Regions from separate parts of the Homo sapiens genome. Here regions 1 and 2 are each linked to region 3. The links are chromatin loops, found by intact Hi-C in ENCODE. Cell type or tissue: PC-9. All regions are shown on one strand. Each heading gives the region's core, and the rest is flanking DNA. Links, peaks and the distances in the headings are about the cores only.

Evidence for each region. Hi-C counts contacts between places; a loop is a spot of excess contacts. Peaks named below come from ENCODE experiments on the same cell type or tissue, not always from the same donor. Only the 100,000 strongest peaks of a DNase experiment are listed, where the experiment ranks them.
Region 1: a loop joins it to region 3, with 4 times the contacts of the local background. A loop is called at or near these places in 9 of 110 quality-filtered maps.
Region 2: it touches region 3 in a loop (6-fold over the local background); 4 of 110 quality-filtered maps call a loop at or near these places.

Annotation. Positions count from the first base shown.
Region 1 is chr13:97,119,495-97,126,876 of GRCh38, forward strand. No RefSeq gene overlaps it. Among named protein-coding and RNA genes, the nearest start is that of LINC00456, 56 kb to the right of the region's middle. In PC-9, for the core only: no CTCF peak of the experiment used is centred there; DNase peaks (open chromatin) are centred at 1,667, 2,587 and 3,207; H3K4me3 peaks cover 1,521 bases; H3K27ac peaks cover 3,496 bases.
Region 2 is chr13:97,137,880-97,145,261 of GRCh38, forward strand. LOC124903197 (a long non-coding RNA gene) reads right to left here. Exons shown (of 3, transcript XR_007063844.1): 1 at 4,640-7,382; 2 at 2,092-4,129. It also overlaps a transcript of MBNL2 not described here. Among named protein-coding and RNA genes, the nearest start is that of LINC00456, 38 kb to the right of the region's middle. In PC-9, for the core only: no CTCF peak of the experiment used is centred there; DNase peaks (open chromatin) are centred at 3,902 and 4,812; H3K4me3 peaks cover 2,548 bases; H3K27ac peaks cover 3,112 bases.
Region 3 is chr13:97,190,880-97,198,261 of GRCh38, forward strand. It overlaps a transcript of MBNL2 not described here. Among named protein-coding and RNA genes, the nearest start is that of LINC00456, 15 kb to the left of the region's middle. In PC-9, for the core only: no CTCF peak of the experiment used is centred there; DNase peaks (open chromatin) are centred at 1,552, 3,792 and 6,118; H3K4me3 peaks cover 818 bases; H3K27ac peaks cover 4,262 bases.

The sequences.
Region 1 (7,382 bases), core at 814-5,813, 72 kb before region 3:
CTTTTTGGTTCCAGTCAATGTGATTAACCATTAAATCCTCGCCCCCTCTCTCCAGGTGACAAATCATACGCCAACTTTGCTGTTGTGACCTGGTCATGCCTCATCCCTCTTTTGTTCTAGTCTCTTTTCTTCTATTCTAGTCTGGACTTGAAGTCCCAGCACACTCCTCAGTTGGGCCTGTCAAGGTTATAGCATTAAGCTAATAACATAGCAATTCCTTAAAAGCATAGCATTTTTCTATCCTGTCATTTCACTTCAAGTCCTTCTTGTAGCCAGCCTCAAGTTGGGATATAACTTATAATTACAAAAGGAAGTTACTAGGATCATAATGCATATATATTATATTATTGAACATAGAAGCATTACTCTGGTCAGAAACACTCATGGCAGATCTTCAAATTCCTGATGGCACCTGCTCTTTTCTTGCTACATACAATATTACATCATGGTAACTTGTTTTACTTTTTTCTAATATACACTATTTCCAAGAGCGTATTCATTGTCCTGAGGAATCTCTCATTCCATATTTCAGGGATCAGTGATATGTGTATACTCCACTTTTGAATCAGCCCTCTGTAGTTCCTGTGTGATGCTGAAAGAGTTCTTTCTTTTCTCTGGCATTCTCTCGGCTTTTCCTCTCTGGAAAATTTTTGTAACCACATGTGTACATTTAGTACCACAGACTTTTCTTCAAGTGATAATTTATGGAAAACCAATCCATGTGCATTACGAGTGCCAATGTTGTAAGTCCATATAATCATATAATTTCAGGATCAGTTTCAGCCAGAAAACAGAGAAATCAATCTTTGGTATGCTGGCACAATCCTCATATCCACATTCAGAAGGGGATACTGAGTGGGAAAAATCATGGCAGTAATCATTTTACCTGCCTCTGCTCTTAATATTTCAGTGGAGAAATAATTTCTGCTAAAAATTAGGTATGGACATGCTACCTATTCTTCTTGGAAATATTTTAAAAGAGATTCCACCCACCTATCACATGGTTCTGCAGGATGAATCATGAGCTCTGTAATGCCACCAAAAGGCAGATTCTCACACATTTGCTCATGGACCTCCTGGCTGGAGAGATTGGCTGTTCAGATCTGTCATGTTTAGTCATGTACCAGTGATGTGCACTTTCCTTGGCACAAGGGCAATGGGGTCACTCCATTCGTCTTCAATGTCTGACTTCATTTTAGGGCTTCATCCTTTTCTTCTCTCTCTTGCCATCAAGTCTTGCTTCGGTCAGTTTCCAAAATCCAATTGCCTGCTTGCTGATGAGGGTTTCCATGGCAACTTCCATTGGTGGCATTATTGCCTCCATTGCTCCATTTGGTCTCTGCTTTGTGGCACTAAGCTCTTCTTTCCAGGTTAGACCTAAACATTCCTGATTCTCTTTCCAGCCTCTTTGTTCTTATATTGTGCTTGACTTGGATCAGAGCCTCTCTGAGTTCAATTTCCATATTGAATTTTGTTCTCAGACCAACCAGAGAGAATCAGAATCCCAGTCCACCCTGCAATAAACATATACCCATTCCTGGACCCCACCTAGAAATAATTCTACATGTTAACTACTTGAAAACTCACTTAATCATCATTTCTTTCTTATTGTCTTATATATATCTTTTTTCAGGTGCATTCCTCTGGTTGGAAATGTTTATTAGTCATTCACTCCTTAGTGTAAAATGACTCTATCACCCAGTGAGAAATTGGCAGTCCTGAATAAAGGTGGAAGATTGAGAAGTGGGCGTGTGGGGCAAGAGGTCATTTTTAAATGTAAAAAACTATGAAACAAGAAGGGAGATGATTCCTTCTATAGGGAGATGTTCCAAAAACATAAAGATTCTAGAGCTGGAGGAAATGAGACAGCACTTTGAGGAACAGAGTTTGGCGGTGCTGTTGATAAAGGAAGGTAAAAGGACAAAATCATTCAATTTGTAGACTTCTTCAGCACATTGGTGACAGTGCCTGCAACTGACTACTGGAAGCCACTGCCTTTTGCCCTTGACATGCTTTGGTAGGTTGTGTTGCCTATGTTTGTGCTGTATGTTACCAGATACAAATTTAAATCTTCCTCATGTAGTATTCTTAAAGAAACATCAGACGCATTTCAGATCTATCCCACTCTACCTAGAAGATGGACTTCGTTTCTTCCTTCCACATTCTTATTCTCTTTCCTCCTCTCCACTTTAATCTCTTCAGGAAAAGGCACATCAGTAGCCAGGCACAGTGGCTCATGCCTGTAATTCTAGCACTTTTGAGAGGCCAAGGAGAGAGGATTTCTTGAGCCCAGGAGTTCGAGGCTGCAGTGAGCCATGATCACCGCACTGCACTCCAGCCTGGGTGAGAGAACGAGACTCTGTCTCAAAACAAACAAACAAACAAACAAAAAGGCACATCAGTAACCATTCTCATAAGGCTTGTTGCCTTACTATCTAGAAGCATATAGTTAACAACATAAACACAAAAAGGAGAAATAAACACACAGTCTACTTAGTCACATAGGATGAATAGGTATTTAGAAATCTTTGAAATACCAGGCATCTTGCTCTTTACTCTCTTATAGTAGAGAGTAAAGGTTCTGTCTGGACTTGGCATGATCAGAGTGTGGCTCCTTATCCTGCCTCTTATCTGGCCAGAAGCCCTTGAGGAATTTATTTAACCTCTTGGAGCCCAAGATTATCCAGGGAAAAGGAGAACAAAAATACCTCTCTCTTAGGGTTGTGAAGATAAAGAGATAAAATTTGTAATGTGTCTGGGAGTGTTAATCCATATTAAATTTCAAGAAAGGTTATATTTAGTACACACTGGTGAAAAAAATAAAGACTCTTTAGTTCTCAAGATCTTTTGTCTTGAAATTTTTCTATCAATATCCATCTAAAAATTTATCTAACAAAATAATTATTCAGTGACTCATGTGGACCAGCCAGTATAAAATTTGATATCATTCCTTTTTCTGGATTTCAGTTGAGTATGCGACTTAGACTTATTTTGAAACCAAATCACGGGAACAGAGTCACCTTCATTAGACTCATGATATTTGTGCTCTTGTTGGCTGGTTTAGCATTCTCTGCTTGCTTACTGTATTTGAAAAACCAGTCATGATTCATCATAGAGTCTCAATTGTCTTGAGAGCCCATTCGTTTCAATGCAATCAATATTTATATGCCACTTTCTGTGTGCAGAGGGTTGTGCTAGACACCCAAAGGCAGGGAGTGGTTAAAGAAGAAAGAATAAAACACTGTTCTGTTTCAAGAAACAGTAAATATGGCTGAGAGCCAAAGCATCAAGCAGATGACTAATAGAAAACAATGAAGTGAATGCGATGAGCAAGTGATATGAAAAATATGGAGAGAGAGAGGTTCATTCTGGCTGGGGAAACCAATTAGTAGATGAGGTAGCATTTCTACCTAACCTTGAAGAATGAGCAGCACCTGACCTGGGAAGATGGAAAGAGAGAGACACCTGTGTAGACAAACAAGGTAAGCATCTATTAATATATTGTCATATTCAGGGAAATAGTGAATTTAGCCTAAGGTATAGCTTTGGAAGCACAGAATCACTAAATTTTATAGCTGGAAGGGACTCTAGTATCCGATCCACTCATTTTAAAAGCATGTGTTCAAGGAAAGTATGGAGATATGTTTTGAAAAGCATGCTGGATTAATTCATGGAGAGCCTGGAATGTCATTTGAAAAGTCTGGACTTCATATCACAGGTGATGGATATTTTCCAGAGGTTTTTGAGTAGTAGAATTGAATGCATTTATAGCTCTTATTTCTGCTTTGGATACTTCTATAACAGTTGTTCTCAAAGCTGGACCAGTATCTGGAGAGTTTGTTAAAATACTGATTGCTGGCCCCCAATTCTAGAGTTTCTGATTCAGTAGGTCTAGATGGGGCCCAATAATCTGCATTTCTAACAGGTCCTCAGGTGAAGGTGATGCTGCTGGCCTAAAGACCACATTTCAAGAACCACTGCTGTATTGCACTCTACTGGTTCTCAACCATGGATGTTCATTAAGGTCATCTGAGGAGCTTCTAAAAAGTACTCAGGCCTGTGCCCTGCCTCAGACCAGTTGACCGGGAGGCCCTGAGGATGGGAAATAGGTGGAGGTCGTTTTTCAAAGCTCCCAGGTGATAACCCAGGTCAGCACTTCTCATATTCTCTCGTGCATAGGAATTTTGTCAAGATGCAGGTTCCTTTTTAGTAGGTCTGGGTTGAGGCCTGAGGTTATGCATTTCTAATGAGTTTCCAGCAGATGTCAATGCTCCTGGCCAGTAGACCAGCAAGGCTCAAGGAAATTCAATATTCTTCTTCCTTTTTCTTCCCACTTTTCTCTCCAAGTTTCTATTTAGTGCTTGATTCAGTCTCTCTGCCCCCAGTGCAATGTCTCAATGCAATGCTGCCCCAACACACCATCCCTGAACCCCAATTTCAATTATGCCTCAGAAAAAAATCAGACCAGGCCAGGTGTGATGGCTCATGCCTATAGTCCCAGCACTTTGGGAGGCTGAGGCGGGCAGATCACTAGAGGTCAGGAGTTTGAGACCAGCTGGCCAACATAGTGAAACCTCATCTCTGCTAAAAATACAAAAATTAGCTGGGCGTGGTGGTGTGTGCCTCTAATCCCAGCTACTTGGGAGGCTGAGGCACGAGAATCACGTGAACCCAGGAGGCAGAGGTTGCAACGAGCCAAGATCACAACACTGTACTACTCCAGCCTGGGAAACAGAGCGAGACTCCAGCAAAAAAAAAAAAAAAAAAAAGAAAGAAAGAAATCAGACTGACTTGGGATTTGGCCAGCCATTGAGTTGATCTGGAGATGAGACTCTGGGCAGACACTGATGCAATGCAGGTGAGTGTGCCCCCAATAGCCCAGGCCTAGATGACTCCTTCTGTCCCCACCAACTCCTGCATGTGGTGCTTGGCAGGCCACCCACACGCCTTCATCGAACCTTTTCCTTACAAGCTCCTGAGCTCTGCCTGCCCACCTTCTCTCAGCAAGTTGCTTTTTTGCACAAATTACTCTTTTTTATAAGCATAATTCCCAAAGAGAGAATAAGAAGCTTTCTGGCGTATCTATTAATCATGAGGGAGATTGGAAGCTGGGAATAAGGAAAAGGGAGAAAGAGACCTATAAACTAAATAGAAAATGCCCATCTGAAACAAGCCTTCTCCGACAGGCCCCCGGTAGGACCTGCACTCCTGTCCCTTACCTTAGATGCCTCTTCCCTTTTCTTGCGTGTGTGTTGGGGCGGAGGACGGACGGGGTTAGGCAGGGGAGCAAAGAGACTTTTCCCCTTTTATTTTCTTCCGTGAATTATGACAATGGTTTGAAGTGCTCTTGCCTAGAAAACTGTGCTTGGAGGAGTGAAAATGAAAACATTTCAAGGTTGTAAGGTGAATCTTCTTCTCTTACAACCTTGGGTAGATCAACACCAGGACACCCAAATTATTTCGATTAAAGGAAGATATCTGAGTACAAGCTGCACTGTGCTGTTAATGAACAAAGAAAGAAAACAGTAATTGTTTTGCTAAGCTGTGTTTATATGAACAAAAGCCTCAGAAAGAGTTTAGCCCTTGAAATTCTTCATGGGACCTTGCGACATCACCACTTAGGAGGGGGAACTGATAATATGTTTGCTGATTATATGTGGGTGAGGACATTTTTGCAAGGGTTCCAGGGGCGACTTCCAAATGGACATGAATATAGACTCATGCAGAGGCTGCAGGAATTCAGGCCAATTGTGATACTCTGTGATACTCACAAATTTGGGTCACTCTCTCAATTAGTTTAGCTCCTCATCTGTGTGAGTACAGAAACAAAAGCTACTTGGAGGCCTTGTGGGTTGGCAGAGCATCTTAAAATACCCTCCTAAAGAGGCAGTGCTGCAAATTCAAAACAGACTTTCAAAATAAACTCAGCAGGGCAGCACTCCGGGGGTGCTTCCAGAGCCAGCCCCCACCCCACCCCCAGTTCTCAGTTCTAGGTGTTTGAAACTGCAGTACCCTTGGCTGTTACAATCCTCCCCTCCCCCATGAGCCTGCTTCTCCCTGGAGGAATCAATCATTCTGCAATACAGCTGAGATTTCTACCAGTCCAGATGCAAGCTTTCACAAACCCGACACGCCCCCTGTCTTCTGTTAGTCATTATCAATCTTCCCGTTGTGGTGGAGGGAATTAGGTGTACTTAGTGAGCTCTCAAATAAGTAAGTGGTCATGTGAAAAGCCAGGCATATGATACATACAGTCGGATCAGGACTTTAATCTTGGAAGTCGTCTGGGACATGGGGTGTTTTGCAGTAACAAGGACAATTCTCTCAGAACTAAATCCAAATTCTGTCTGTCCTGTTTGTCTCAGGCATTTCTGCCACCAGAGCAAACTTTTTATGCTTTGGAGCATAAGTACAGATCATCTGTTGTGCTTTAAAGTGGGTGTTTTTTTTTTTTTTTAAGGAGCTAATTCGGTTGTGCAATACCATCAAGAGGCGCCACTTGTAAATTATATTTAGGTGTGTGTGTGTTCCTCCCCTCGCGGGGCTGATGAATCATATCCATCTTCGTGTCATTATGTAACTCTACACTTGCAAGAAGGGCTGCGAGCCCCTGCCATACACCAGAGGCTCCTGCCCATCTGCGCTCCACCCAGCAGGAGGGTCTCTGCTCTTCCAACACCAGCCTTGGCCTCTCTGCGGAAAAGCAAGTGTAGTGACTAACTCATCCTCTGTTCCCAGTTTTAACTGAAGGTCCTGTGTTCAAATGGGATCAGCTGGCCACACTACCTGGTCTGGCTCTTTGCCCATTTCTGGCCTCAGGCGCTGAGGGTGTGGACATTAGCACGGGTCCTATGGGCTTGGGGTTCCATCCAGGCCTTCCTGTTCTAACAAGAAATCTGGAAGACTGCACACCCTGGAGGCAGGAGGCAGGCCTGGGGTACAACAAGATCTGCTGTGGTCGTGGAGAAGAGGACAGCACTCCCTTTCCTCGTGGAAGTATGGACAGGTGTGAAGGAGTTCCCTGTGCCGAAGCAGACAGGGGCCCTACAAGTGAGAGGTTGCTATTTCTATTACATGGCAGTAAGAATGAAACCAAGAGTCATTGTGTATGTGGGGGAAGAACACAAGGTTGGGAGCCAAACTGGGTTTATATATTAGTCATGCCACTCATTTATTGTTTCTGGGATGAATTATTTAGTCACTGTCAGCCTCAGTTTCCTTGTCATTAAAATAGAAATCATAAGTACTATACTCAAACCTCAAGACAGTATTTTCTGTATTAAAAGGCCATCAAATTCTGATTTGCTTCTCCTAGACTTCAGAATAAGGGAGTAACCTTGGCTTTTGGACCAGGCTTGCTTAGTCTCTGGTCCCTCTTCTTC
Region 2 (7,382 bases), core at 1,225-6,224, 53 kb before region 3:
GGCTTACAAGCAGAAACTTATTTCTCACAGTTCTGGAGTCTGGGATGTTGAAGATCAAGGCATCGGCAGATTTGGTGTCTGGTGAGGGCCCACTTCCTGGTTCCTAAATAGCTATCCTTTCTCTGTGTCCTCATATATGGGAAGAGGCCAGGAAAGTCTCTGGGACCTCTTATCAAGGCATTAATCCTACCTCCATGACCTAATCACCTTCCAAAGGCCCCTCCTCCAAATACCGTCATGTTGGAGGTTAGGTTTCAACATGGAAATTTTTTATTTTTTATTTTTGAGACAGATTCTCATTCTGTCACCCAGGCTGGAGTGCAGTGGTGCAATCTCAGCTCACTGCAACCTTTGCCTCCCAGGTTCAAGCATTTCTCATGCCTCAGCCTCCTGAGTAACTGGTATTACAGGTGTGCACCACCACGCCTGGCTAATTTTTGTATTTTTAGTAGACACAGGATTTCACCATGTTGGCCAGGCTGGTCTTGAACTCCTGACCTTAAGTGATTGGCTTGCCTTGGCCTCCCAAAGTGCTGGGATTACAGGCATGAACCACCGTGCCCAGCCTCAACATGGGAATTTGGTGGAAGACACAAACATTCAGTCCATAGCACCCTCCACTCTCCCATCAAACTAGATTAGCCCATATTAATTAGTTCATTAAATATACCTACTGTTTTGGCACACTAGGTGCTGGAGTTCTACTCGACTTCACTGGATACTTATGCTAGCCCTTATTGCTGCCAATCATTCCACGAGCACAAGAAACAGAATAATGGTCTCTTGGTCTAGCCCAATGGGAAGGGTCCAAGAAAGGGGAGAGTGGTGGGGCATGGGACAAAGGAGCCAAGGGAGACTTTGGCCTGGGCTTTGTGACTGCTATAAGCACAGAAAACTTTGCCAGTGGGCAGTTTATTTGGCAAGTTTGAGCATTAAGAGGTAGGATTATGCTAGCTATGTTGATCAGGTTACCATCACCTTATCCCAGCGATCACTTTCAGCATCACGAAAAATAGGACCACCTGTGGATCCTGATGCAATTTGCTACGAAGTATGCAGCAGCATCTGTGCAGTCATTTTGCCAAATGTATACAATAAATTTTATCTAACTTCCGGTTTATAGAAAATATAGGGGTTAGAGAACCAAGATAAATGACTCAATGAGCAATAATCAGACAAATCCAGAAGGTAGAGCATTCCCCAAGACCCCTGCTAGTCTCTCCTCCTGGTCAAGAACATGAAAAGAAACATGCAGGGAAGGAGGTGTGGATGGGCTGATCGAGGTTAAAAGAGAATAAAGAAATATAATGAGTAAATGCAATTTGTGAACACTGATTGGCTTCTGCTTTGAATAAATGAGTCATAAAACTCACTGGGGCAACAACTGGGGAAATTTGAATAGAGAACAGGGATGATATGATATGCAGGTCTTATTAATTGTGTTAGGTGCCCTATGGGTATTGTGATTATATAGAACAAGATTAGTTTATAGAGATGCTACTAAAGTCTTCAGAAGTAAAATGTAGTATCTTGAATTTACTTTAAATACTACATTAAAAAATTAAAGTATATCCAGCAAAATGCTAACACTTTAAAATTCTAGGTGATGGGTATATGGTGTTCATTATATGAAACTATCATAACTATGATAAATCTAATGAAATGGAAAATTACAACCTTGGTTTGGCAGTGTGAAAGCAATGTAGTGATTTATAAAACCTCTTTAGGGGATAATTGCCATGAGTACAATGGTTATTAGGGACATTGTGAACATGTCAGATTCATTTTGGGGAGTCTTTTTGATTTTCAAACCACCATGTCCAAGTGCACTCAGAGGGCTTCTGTGCAAGGAGCGGACAGAATCTCCTTGTGTGTCATGGCCCAGCTTCAGACGCACATGGAGGGAATATTGCCTGAGACTCCAAAGATCCCCACAGCCAGAGGCCTCCATGAGGCACGTTTGGGAGGCTGATCAATCCATTTCACTACCAACATTCAGCCCCATCACAGCAGGGAGAGGCAGCAGCTGTGGTGGGCAGGGAGGATGCCACATTCCTGACCTTCAGCCATCACTTCCTCTATCTCTCTTACCTCTTGGGATTTCACAAGTGGCTGTTCCCTTCTTCTGCTTTCTTCCATAGGCTGGACCCATCCTCTTGCCTCCCTTACAGGTCCATGGCATCTGTCACTCAGCATTTCTCCCACTTCACTTTTCCAAGCTTGCTCCACTTCCTGATGCTTTCCACCATTTCCTCCACGGTTTTTTTTTTTTTTCCTTCAAGCTTTTCTTGCTGAATTTTTGTACGATTCTCCTGTCCCATTTTTACTCAACTTAAGAATTGTATCACGATTTATATTGCGGTTCTCTGTCAGCTTTTTTTCCCTAGTACCATCTGCCTCTTTGTAGAAGACTGGTGATATACAGGCAGATACACACACAGACACACACACACGCCTTTGGTAGATGTCATGTCAAGTTTGAGTTTGTGCATGTACTGAATGACGCTTAGGAAAATGCTTAGTGAGGAATGAATTTGTTCTTCAAAACCAGAGCATACATTTAACATTTGGATCATATTTGTGAGTTTCATTTTTGTTTGCAGTAACAGTATTTTTCTCTCAGTGGTAAGAGCAGCTCATATTCACCTTTCCCTAATGCTGAATTCTCCACTTACTTCCCTTATGTTGCATCCCGGTTTGTTTGGGGTAATTTAGGTTTTGAGCCATTCTTCTCTTGTTAGAGTCTATAATGCCTCTTCTAAATTGAAATTCTTCCTTTAGGGAGCCAAGAACTCGGATGCTTCTAAATTTACATCTGGGTAACAGATTTGCTACAAAGTTGGACTACTGGGGAGCAAATTCAATGTTTCAGAAATTTTACAAAGAGTTACATTCCTCAAGGTCTCATCCAGTGAGTTCCGTCACTGGGGACAGATGGTCTACTTTAAGTATAATCAGGAAGTTTCAGAAACATGACATAATGTTTATCTCTCCTAAGATTTTTCTCTTTGATTTGGCGTCTGAGAAATACTCCTTGTGCCCATCTCTCTCTCTTTCTTTGGCAGATTCTGACAAAAATAATGTCTAGAAAGGCTTTTGCATTGTCTTTTATAAAAAGAACATATTTGCTTCTAATAATACATATTGGCTATACTTTAACACTTTTAGATCACATAAGCTCAGTTTCTTTTTCTCTTATGAAAAATAATGTGCTTTATTTTGAGCAAACGAATAAGCCACAAGCTCTCTGAAAAAAGATGATTATAGGAGAAGAACCCAAAAGGTAATCATTTTGGCCCAGAATTGTGATCAAAGTTGTCCTTTATATCTGTCCTACATCTGACATTTAGACACAAGCTCTCACTGCAGGGAGTCTCATGAGAGCGTGCCTAGGATGGCAGGAAGGATGGCATTTCTTAAGATGGGTCTGACTACATGATGTATGTTCAGTAATTTACAAAAAAAAATCTGAAATGCAAATCAAATATAAACCATCTTCATAAGAGTAGGAAAATGCTCCCCGCTCCCAGCCAACTGTGCCAGCTCTTTTGAGGAAATAGTATTTATTGAGAGGAGATAATACATGTTTGAATTTTTCCAATTGTTCTTTATGCTGAATATTCTTCATTTAAAAGTAGCTCACATATTTTTTCTGCAGTCTTTAATTGCAGATGAGTTAGGTCTACAACTTCTTTGGTGCCTCTGTGCACACTACAGTTTGCACACACACACCCTGTCACTACTCTCTTTTATTCTATAGGATCGTTTTATGGAGTTCAAAGTCCTCAAAGCTTGCAGGGAAGGGAGGAGGGCTAGGGAAAAGGACGATTGTGCTAAGCCTGAGTGTAAACTCCCCTGGAGCAGAGAATGACTCACATTCTCTGTGACATGAGTCACTCCCATGCAAAACTGGAGTTGCGAGCTACTACTTTGCCTGTAGCTGTTTGTTTGTTCAGAGGCAGATGGAAGGCAGAGGCTGCGCAGAGAATGGAGAGCTGTGTCTGAGGAGCCTTGGAACATTCACCCAGGTAGAGGAAGGCCACCGTGTGATCACCTTTTCTCCTTGGCTATAGCTCAGAATATTCAGTTCCCTAAAGTAAGGCACTGCTAGTATTTTTTACCTAAGGAACTGAACCAGAGAGAAGGTTAATTTGCAAAACAAAAAAGAAAAAAAATTGACTAGCAACCGATAGAAATTGATAGAGAGGGAAAAGGGAAAAACTAATGGGGTAAAAACTCAGAGGGTTTCTCTATCAATTAAATTAAAGCTTTCTCATTTAATGAGAATTGATGCTTATTATAACTGTGCTTATTTATTCTTAGCTGTATATAAAACAGTAGAAAGTTGTTGATTTAATATGAAAGTTTAGAAAAGATAAGGTATTAATTCTGCATTCTAAAAACTCATTAACCAGGAGTGCTTGATTTCCTAGAAAGAATGGAACTTCGCCTGTCATAATTATTGAGACGATAGATTCACCTCTGATTTCTCAATTATAAATAGAATCATCAAATGCTGAAGGCAAGGACCTTGTCTAAACAATCTCCACTAGGTTATGTATTTGAAAGTGTTTGGAACTACTGTGAAAACTCGATAGTTCTTAGGTCTTAGTTCATCAAAACCTAAAGTGAAACATACCTCCACACATAGTGTGGGTGTTCATCCCTACATATTCCACCTCCCCACACTGGCCTCCTCGAAGGAGGCTTGGAAGAGTCTATGGCTGGCTCTGCATTGGTCATGCACGCCTCCACGGCTGCTTTGCTCTGTGCCCCGGCTTTCCTAGGTATCTCCTCTCAGCCTGACCTCCGCTTCCGCTTCCTGTCCCACGTCTCTAACCAACAACTTAAAGGGACCCTACCCAAGGAATTGTAACCTGTGGAATTTCCCTAAAGGGAAATCTCAGATATAGCTAGGGGCTCAGGGAATGCAACTAACATGCAACTTTGGGAAGATGGGTTTTGCTTTTTTATCTTAGACTTTTTTTTAGTTTGCCTTGAGAAAAATCAGAGCTGTTCTTTAGAAAAAAACAAAAAAATGAGAAGGTAGCAGGTCTTGTCTTCAGTCTTTCCCATTTCCCAAGAAGCACCGGATCAGATCCTCTTAGGACCATGAACTCTTCACTTCCTACCTAGCTACCTAGCCCAGATTTATCATGTCAGTTACCTCTGTAATATGGTGTTGGTTTATAATAGCTTAAAAATGAGTGTTGTGGCTCCCTGCTATATTTTCTTTTTTACTGGTTCTTCTTGAAAACTAAAAAATAAAAATAAAAAATCCTAAAGGAAGAATTCTCTAGTTGTAAAGTTTTGTCAACATAGTCAACACTGAGGGAAGCATTTGAAAACCTTCCCTATGTCCTTTGTCATCTCATATAAGCAGCTATTTATCTGTAACCACTCCCAATATTAGGCCAACTTGTATTTGATCATACCACATAGCCATTAGCTGATTTGGGTCTCAGCACTCTTGGTAACATGTTAGAATTCTTTGAAGGACCTTCCTGCCATCAACACTTCCTAAATTCCCCAAACCCCTGTGCCGTTGAAATCTATCCAGGAGGGGAGTCTAACATGCAAAACTGCATGTGACTCTTCAGCAAGGTGGAGAACAGGAGGCAGGTATGATAGGTTTGCTGGCTTCTGGTTTACTAGTCCCTGGTACAGATGAAATGAATAATGTTTGTACTCAAGTAAATGTACTCACCTTTCTTTAATTCACAGATGATGTTTTGTTGACAGCTAAGATTTAACTTTAACTTACGGATTTCCGTATAATTTTACAATGCAGTTACTTCCTAGGATTCATTCTAACTATGATTGATACTGAGTAAACTCTCTTTTATTTTTGCTTCATTTAATTTCTCTATATGTATAAAGTATAATGGGAATGGTTTTACCCTGACTTATTTTTCGATAGTTCAATGATGGCTATGGAGGAAGAGTGTTTAAATGAGTTTTTTGGTTTGTTTTGATTTTTTTGAGACAGAGTCTTGCTCTGTCACCCAGGCTGGAGTGCAGTGGCATGATCTCCTCTCACTGCAATCTCTGCCTCCTGGGTTCAAGTGATTCTCCTGCCTCAGCCTCCCGAGTAGCTGGGATTACAGGCTCCCGCCACCATGCCTGGCTAATTTTTGTATTTTTAGTAGAGACAGGGTTTCACCACATTGACCAGGCCAGTCTCGAACTCCTGACCTCAAGTAATCTGCCTTCCTCGGCCTCCCAAAGCACTAGGATTACGGGCATGAGCCACCACGCCCGGCTGTGTTTAAATGATTATTGATGTGGTGCCACGTGGAGTGGGAAAAGGGAGCGGCTGCTCTGTCTGAGCCTTCAGAAACCTCGCCTTAGCAGCAACAGCTGGGAATGAGCAGAGTCTGCTAGGATCGCACCTCCATGAAGGAGGGGTCTGAGCTAGGGCCAGATACCCGTAGGATCCTGATACTGCCTTCTCTTCTGCTTAGAGGACTATAACCATGTTATCCCAGAAATTGTGCATTAAAAACCATGAAGCTCCTCTCCCTGCCTCTAGACATGATACTTCTTTTTTTTTTTTTTTTTTTTTTTGAGACAGAGTTTCGTGCTTGTTTCCTAGGCTGGAGTGCAATTGTGTAATCTCAGCTTACTGCAACCTCTGCCTCCCGGGTTCAAGCAATTCTCCTGCCTCAGCCTCCTGAGTAGCTGGGATTACAGGCATGTGCCACCACGCCTGGCTAATTTTGCATTTTTAGTAGAGATGGGGTTTCTCCATGTTGGTTGGTCAGGCTGGTCTCAAAACCCTGACCTCAGGTAATCCGCCCACCTCAGCCTCCCAAAGTGCTGGGATTACAGGCATGAGCCACCCCGCCCAGCCTAGTGATACTTCTTATAATTACTCTTGGTGCAGCCACCACATGACGGCGGAGGATGAGGAGGAAATAAGGAAGATCTCAAATAGGAACAAATAAGGAGGTCAAGGTGCAGGGCTAGAGGGAAAGAACATTAGAAGCAAAGTATTCGGAAGGACCCTGACATAGAGCTGTGAAGGTTACATAATGACAGTGGTACTCATTAGGCGAATTTCAAATATTTGAACCCTCTAAACTTACAGGCACATGGTAGCATTGTGCTTCCCCCACCAATTTAAATTTTGTCTGTGTAATTTGCTTTAGCAATAAAATATGTGGGAAGTGATGCATATTTCATATCTAGGTAGAAGCTTCAGGAAAGAACGCAGGCTTCCCTACATGCTCTCTCTCCAACATTTGAGAAAATGGCTGCTTCATCAGCCTGGGTCCCTGAACAACTCCAATGAGCAACCTGTGACGGGCCTGTGGAAGGACTGTAAAATTAACTTTGTTGCTTTAAGCATCTGAGATTTGGGAGATGTGTGTTATTGCACT
Region 3 (7,382 bases), core at 1,288-6,287:
TTTCATCTCCTCTTGAAACCTATCATCTGTTAGCTAAAATAGCTCTGGTTGCTTTTATTCCAGATAATAACACTTAAAGTTTTAATGAGAGATGAGCATGTTCATTAAAAAACAAGTCAAATGAAACTAAAAAAAAAAATCATTTACTTGGAAATCCATGCCTGTAATGAAGTCATACTATTGTGTAGACAACAGTGGAATGATTAGGTCTGATTTTAAAAAAAGAGTTGTCACCAGCACCCTATGTAGAAAGACTTTTTTTCAATTTCCATGAGAGTTGTGTTCACTTGCAAATTGGTTGTGAGGCAGCCAGGTGGGAGGGGGTCCCCGGAAAAATTCCAACCAGACTGCGCCCTGGGAAGGGTGTGCACTGGGGTGGAGCCACAGAAGTGCGAACCCTTTGCAGTGGGGAGGAGCCTGGCCCCTCCTCTTCCTGGGTGGAGCTGGGGATTCAAGCTGCGAGGCAGTAAGCACACTAGATGAACTCTGGCCTTGAGGAGTCCCTGTTTCCCTTTTTTCCTTTTCACCCAATAAAACCCTGCTTTACTCACCCTTCAAACCATCTGCCAGCTTGAATTTTCATGGCTGTGGGACGGACAAGGACCCCGTCTTTAGCTGAACTAAGGAAAAGTCCTGCGGCAGTTGTGTGAGGTTATTAACACAAGCTACACAGAAACACATGTTATCCACGTTAGGCCAGCCTCTCCATGCCTATTTGATGGAAGTGCAGGCAAAATGTAAGAAGAATAACTCTGCTGTGTTTTGGATTAAAAGGATTTTTGTGGACTAGCATGATTATTTATTTACTGTACCTATAGGCAAATGTATTCATGAATGGTAGCTCAAAATGTTGCAAGTAGACATCAGCTGTTTTCAGAACAGCTCAGAGAGATGCCACCCTGCCAATGAGAAGAAGCTTAGGAAGGGGGAGCCCTCTGCAGCTGCTCCGGGTACTTGGCACATGGCCAGAAGGGATCCCACACCCTGCATCTGCCATGGCCTCTCAAAGAAAGAGAAGAAAATGTTTCACCCATGCATCGAACATGCCTCTATACAGGACAGTCATAATTTGGGTGTTTATAGGTCAGGGATGACTGTGATGCATTTCCTAACTTTTATTCTCTGCTGTAGCTATGTAAGATGGGGAGTCTTTAGCTATATGCCCTAAAACACAGAAATAACCTGACCCCAGGCCTGTTACTGTGGCAGCTTGGTTGGCCTTTAGAGGTTAACATTCAAATCCTCAAAAGGAAGAAACTCGTATGAGAGAATAACATCTTCAGATACTGAAGCAGAAAGAATATTAAAGCATATGGATTCAGAAAAAAAGAGAGGAAAAAATCTTCATTGTTCACGCTTTCCCAAAAATGTACCAGCTATTTAATTTAGATCAGATCTGACCCCACCCCTACGTTTCTGTGTTATCTTCGCTATTAGAATAGATATGACCCTGGGCTGGAACTGGTCTGTCACTAGAGGAGATAAGATCAGACCTGGTCCACCTGGCAGGTGTCAAATGCAAACAGTCAGAGGCAGAAGTGAGAGTGAAGAATTTGGAATTGAAGGCTGGGCTAACACCAGAGCTTAAGAAAATAATTAATACTCCAAGGGTGAAACCAGTTGGAAAGCAGAGGAAATTGAACTCCTCAATATAGACAGAGGGTGCCCAAGAATTATTGAACCTGAACAGCCTCGTGGGTGCCCAGCTGAGCTGCCCTATTTCCTGTCCATGGTTTGGCAATCAGGAAACCCATGATCCTGAGAAAAGGCTGAAAAGAGCCTTTAGACACCAAAGATTAGAATTAGCCAAGGACCTGACCTGTAGAGATTCTGACTTAGGGTGGGCCCAGGAACCTGTGGCCACAGTTCGAAAAACATAGTATTAGCTTTCACTCTCAAACAAGCAGCTCAGCTGCAATGCCTCTAAAGGTGTAAGTTATGATAAAAAGGAAGTGAAGTCAAGGTGTGTATGGATGTCCAGTATCCAATAGTTTCACCCGAAGGCTGAAACAAACCCAGGAAGCCAGCGGGTGAAAAATAGACGTTAGTTTACAATTCTGGGCTTTAGTCCCAAGACAATTCAATCAAGAGAGACCCGGCAGCTATTTTGATGTGATAGCTTTGTCCAAGCTGCTGTCCACTTCCCACCCAAGTCTAAAGAACCCTGACATTTTTTTAGCTCAGTGGTTACATGGAGGACAAGAGCTGTTTTGAAAGAAGGCTGCAGTTGGGTGCCTGGTGCAAAGGGTCAGACTTAATGTAGGTTGTCAGGAGGAAGTCAGAAGTGAAGAAAAGAGAAACCCAGCAGGTGAGAAAGGAACAGCAGTTCCGCTCTCCCCAGCGGACCAATGCATTCTCTGAAACACTTTCCATCCTAGACATTCCAGCCTGGGGGCAAAGATACCCTCTTTTAGTTGGATTTTGGTTCTGCCAAGTTGATGGGGCCCAAGGGCCCTACGACAGTTGAGGGCGAGATGTGGCAAGAGTGGAAAAGCAGAACACTGAAAAGTATGTTTGGTAGACACTGGGCTGGACTTGGCTTCCACTGAGATTAAAGTTGACAAATGGGGAGGATGTATTATACAATGTATGGGTTAAGAGCACAAATCCTGCAGCTGAACTGAGTTTGCAAATCTTGGCTTAGGTAAACATGAGCAAAATATTTGAACCTCAATTATTTTATCAGTAAAATGTAGATAACTATAGTTTCTACCTTTGGGATTTTGTGGGGATTAAACGTGATAATCAAGGTAAAGTGACTCTGGCTACTAGGTGGAGAATGGATTGCAGGTAGGCAAGAGTGGGAGTGGAGAGATCAGCATGTGGCAGTTGTCTGGAAAGGAAACCACAGTGGCTGAGACTTTAGTGGTGGTAGGAGAGACGTCAAGAAGCGGGTAGCCAGAGTCAGGCCATGTCATCACACTGCTTACTGCCCTTAACTGTCTTTCTCGAGCATCTTCAATGAACCTCACAGCCTTCCAAGGGCAGACTCCTGATCACACCTCCCACATCATTTTGGGTCACTTTCTTCTCTCTCGCTATGCTCCAGCCTCCCTGGTCTTTTAGTTTCTGCAACAGGTCAAACTCCTCTCCCATCTCAGGGCATAATGTTACTTGGAACATCCTTCCACAACATTCTTCACTCGACTTTGTGTATGAATGGATATTTCTCAGCTTTCAGATCTTTCTTTCAATGATACCTTCTTAAAGAGGTCTTCTCTGAACATACCACTCAAAGTCTTCCCATCATGCACAATTCTCAATGCCAGCATCATAATTCCATCATAGCACTAATAACAAATTGTACTTACTTTACTCATCAAATTGTTTTACTTTCAGTGTCTGCCCCATTGCATTCCTTTTAGAATATAAGTTCCACAAGGAGAGGGATCCTTTCCATTTGGTTCACCTTTATATCTTCAATGCCTACCACTGTACCTGGTACATAGGTGGGCTCCTTAAATACTTGTTAAGTGGCCAAATGAATTAAACTTATTAAAAATGTCAGTGATCTCCAGAAAATACATAGCACAAGTCAAACCCTTTGGCAAACAAGACCCCTGCCCACCCATTCAGCCCCTTTTCTCATACACAAACATCTCTTTGTATAATCCTGGAACTGTCAGAGGCATTCCGACCATAGCAACTTCGTCTTGAATAAGGGCAGGGTAAAATGAGGGTGAGACCGACTGGGCTGCATTCCCGGGAGGTTAGACATTCTTAGTTACAGGATGAGATAGGTCAGCAGGGCTGGTATCACAAGATACAGGACATAAAGACCCTGTTGATAAAACAGGATGTGGTAAAGAAGCTGGCCAAAACCCAACAAACTCAAGATGGTGACAAAAGTGACCTCTGGTTGCCTTCACTGCTTATTATATGCTAATTGTAATGCATTAACATGCTAAAAGATGCTCCCACCAGCGCCATGACCATTTACAAATTCCATGGCAATGCCCGGAAGTTAACTTATGTGGTCTAAAAGGGAGAGGAACTCTCATTTCTGGGAAATCCCTGCTCTTTTCCCAGAAAACTCATCAATAATCTACCCCTTGTTTAGCATATCATCAAAAAGTAACCATAAAAATAGCCAATCAGCAGCCCTCAGGTTTGCTCTGCCTATGGAGTGGCCATTCTTTTTTTTCTTTGCTTCTCTAATAAAGTTGCTCGCACTTTATTCTATGAACTCGCCTCGAATTCTTTCTTGTGTGAGATCCAAGAACCCTCTCTTGGGGTCTGGATTGGGACCCCTTTCTGGTAACACAAATGCAGCCATATCAATCTGGAGGCGACCTCTCGATGGAACATCGTCGTCTCAGGACACTACTTTTTACCTGGAATCTTCTGCCTGTGCCTTGTTCTCGAGAACTCAGGCATCATCTCATTTGTGATTTCAGTTGTCCCCCAGCCCACCCCAAGGGTGCCAACTCATACCTTCATGCTCCTCATATTCACTCTACTGTGGCATGGCCCCCTATTTAGAACATTTGTCTCTCCCAACCCTGCTCTCCTGTAGACTGTGTGTGCCTCAAGGACATATTATTTGTCACTGTTATCACCAGAATCTAGTACCTTACATAGCACAAAATTGGTGCTCAGAAAAAAAATTGTCTAATAAATTCAAAAATGAATAAATATGCTTGTTTGTAAGGCTCTTAGAATAACTGTCTTTGACTGCTCATTTTTAGTCTTGCTGCAATCAGTATGTTGATAATTTTAGGCTAGAAATTCAATATGGCATATAGGGTGAATTAACATGATCTAAGCCATGGTACTAAAATTATACATAATAGCATAATTATAATACCTGGTATCAGATAATTAGATGTGATAAGTGACTTTAAAAGGTTTTAGGTGCATTTTCACTAATGGTTGATTCTTGGTAATTCTGGACATTTTTAATATTGCCAATTGACATGTAACATGGTGAGGATCCATTTTAATTACGAGAGCCTCATATTCTACAGCATGTTGTTTTTTTCTCTAATGGTACAGCAAGTGTTGCTGTATACATGTACTACACTGGACAACATCAGTAAAAGGTAACTGAAGAATAATCTCCAAGGACTGCTATAGTCCCAGCAAGACAAGTGTGTATAAGTGCTGCATTCGTTTTAGCCTAAGGAACATTAGTTTTCAAATAATTTCAACCTTAATCTTACCCTTGCCGTGTCTCATATCAATTCCATAAAACAATAAGAAATATAATCTAATCTACCCTTTTGTGCCCTCCAAGGTTGAAGCTCTGCCCCTCTGGTATCCTCTGTGGGCAAGGTAGAAAACCGTAAAGGCTGAGAAATTACTGTTGAGAGACTCATGGATCCAACTGATATAGGAAATGCACATCTTTGCATACAGCCTATAATTCACCAACAATTTCTGCAGAGAAGTATTAAGATTGCACTACATTTGAAGTATCCTGGAAGGTATTCTAGGGATTCTAAGGCTATACAGTTCCTGCCCTTCCCCTTTTTGTTGCCATTTTAAAATTATTTAGCACTCCTTTGTCATTCAAAGAAGCAGAATTCAATTTAAATGGTTCAGAAAATTTTGAGGAACAGACGGCTATTTAGAGGTGTAGGCATAGTAAAGTGAACCTACAGGCGGTATTAAGGCACCCAGAGATTAGCAACAGCAGCAAGCCATTATCACCTTTAGGTCTGGAGGGGACTAGAGGGGAAGTGTTACTGGAGCCATGGAGGAGGGAGCCCAGGACAACACCTATAGCTATGGAGGTCATAGTGGCTTCTAGAAACGATGCTCAAAATGAGGAAGAAAAATGTCTTCCTCCTGAGTGTCCGGGTGATGAATCCTGGGTGTCCATAGGGGATCAATTTCTGGGCACAGAAAGGTGGTGTGAAGGAGAGACAAAGAATAACCAGAACATTTCCACAATTCTCATTACTGTGGTATTCCTTACACACTTTCTCCTTAACTGTCCTCATTTCCAAGGTATCTTTTGCCACCATATGGTTCTGAAGATCCCTCTTTGAGGACCAGCAGCCTAGAAAGATGCAATTTAAATTGAATGTCCCTTTAATGTCCCTTTTGTGATCTTTGTTATTCAGATTGTTTACATAGACCAAGGGTCACCAATTACTTTGCCCCTAGAGCTAGATTCTGGAATGCCAGGAAATTGCTTTCAGTGATACTGCAAATTAAAAAGCAGAGTCACAGAACCTCAAAAGACATTGATTATTCAGCCTGCTACTTGACTGGGAGGTCAGATGCCTCCCATATTAACTCTCCTATCTGTAAACTCAGCTCATTGTTTTTCTCTAGTTGAAGTAACAAATGCACTTTATTTCTTAGGTAGATACATTGTCTTGATATTGTGTTTCTATTTTTATTAAAAAATTATTGTCCTTTGCAGGCACGATTATTCTGCCTTATACCCCCTACACTTTTACTAAATCAGAAGAAAAAAGAATGACTTCCTAATCTCTGCAATAGATTCATATTTTTGTGAGACTATCTATTACACATCTTTGGTTAAAAATGATTTCTGGTTCCTAGTTATTGAGTTTCTATGTATATTCCATTAACATGTCAAACTCAGTTTAATGTTTATTCATTTTCCTGGAACAGTATTGATAATCTCTCAAAGTTCTCTGCTATAACCAGTTTTCTTTTCATTTGCCTTAGAGATGGTTTTTCATTTGTTCAAGCAGTTTTTGATTAGCTATTTTTTCTCTAGCCAGTTTTGCTCATTTTTGGTGCTTTCTTTCTCTTATTTAATTCTCTTGATAAAAATCACATGAACATTTGTTTGTGTTCTTTGATCTATGAATGCATTACTACTTTATTTGAAGTATTTCTAATTCCTCTAATTTTTATTTTCAGTAATGTAACGTTTCTCTAGAGAATAATATTATTGGGTATTTGGATTATGTTGGGATCCAATTAAACAGTTAAGGTTATTAACTACTTAAGCATTCGCCTGATTTTTATTCTTTGTTTTGTGGTTGTTTTTATTTATTTAATTCTATGGCTGTGTACTGAGCTCCTACTTCTATGCTGTATACAAATGTTTAGCAAGTTAGAAAGATATTAGTAGAAATAAGACTCTTGCCAGATCTTTCTTCTGAATCTCAGACTCATATTGAGTTGCCTTCCTCTGAGCATCTCATAGGCATCTCCCATGGTTGATTTTATATGTAAACTTGACTGGGCCATGAGATGCCCAGATACTTGGTCAAACATTATTCTAGGTGATCCTCTGAGGGTGTTTATTGGTGATATTAAAATTTAAAGTAGTAGACTGAGTAAAGCAGATTCCTCATTGATGAGACTGGATGAGATTCAATGTCATTCAATCAGTTGAAGCCCTGAGTAGAGCAAAAGTCTCATCCTCCCCAAGTTAAAGAGAATTCTCCTGCCTG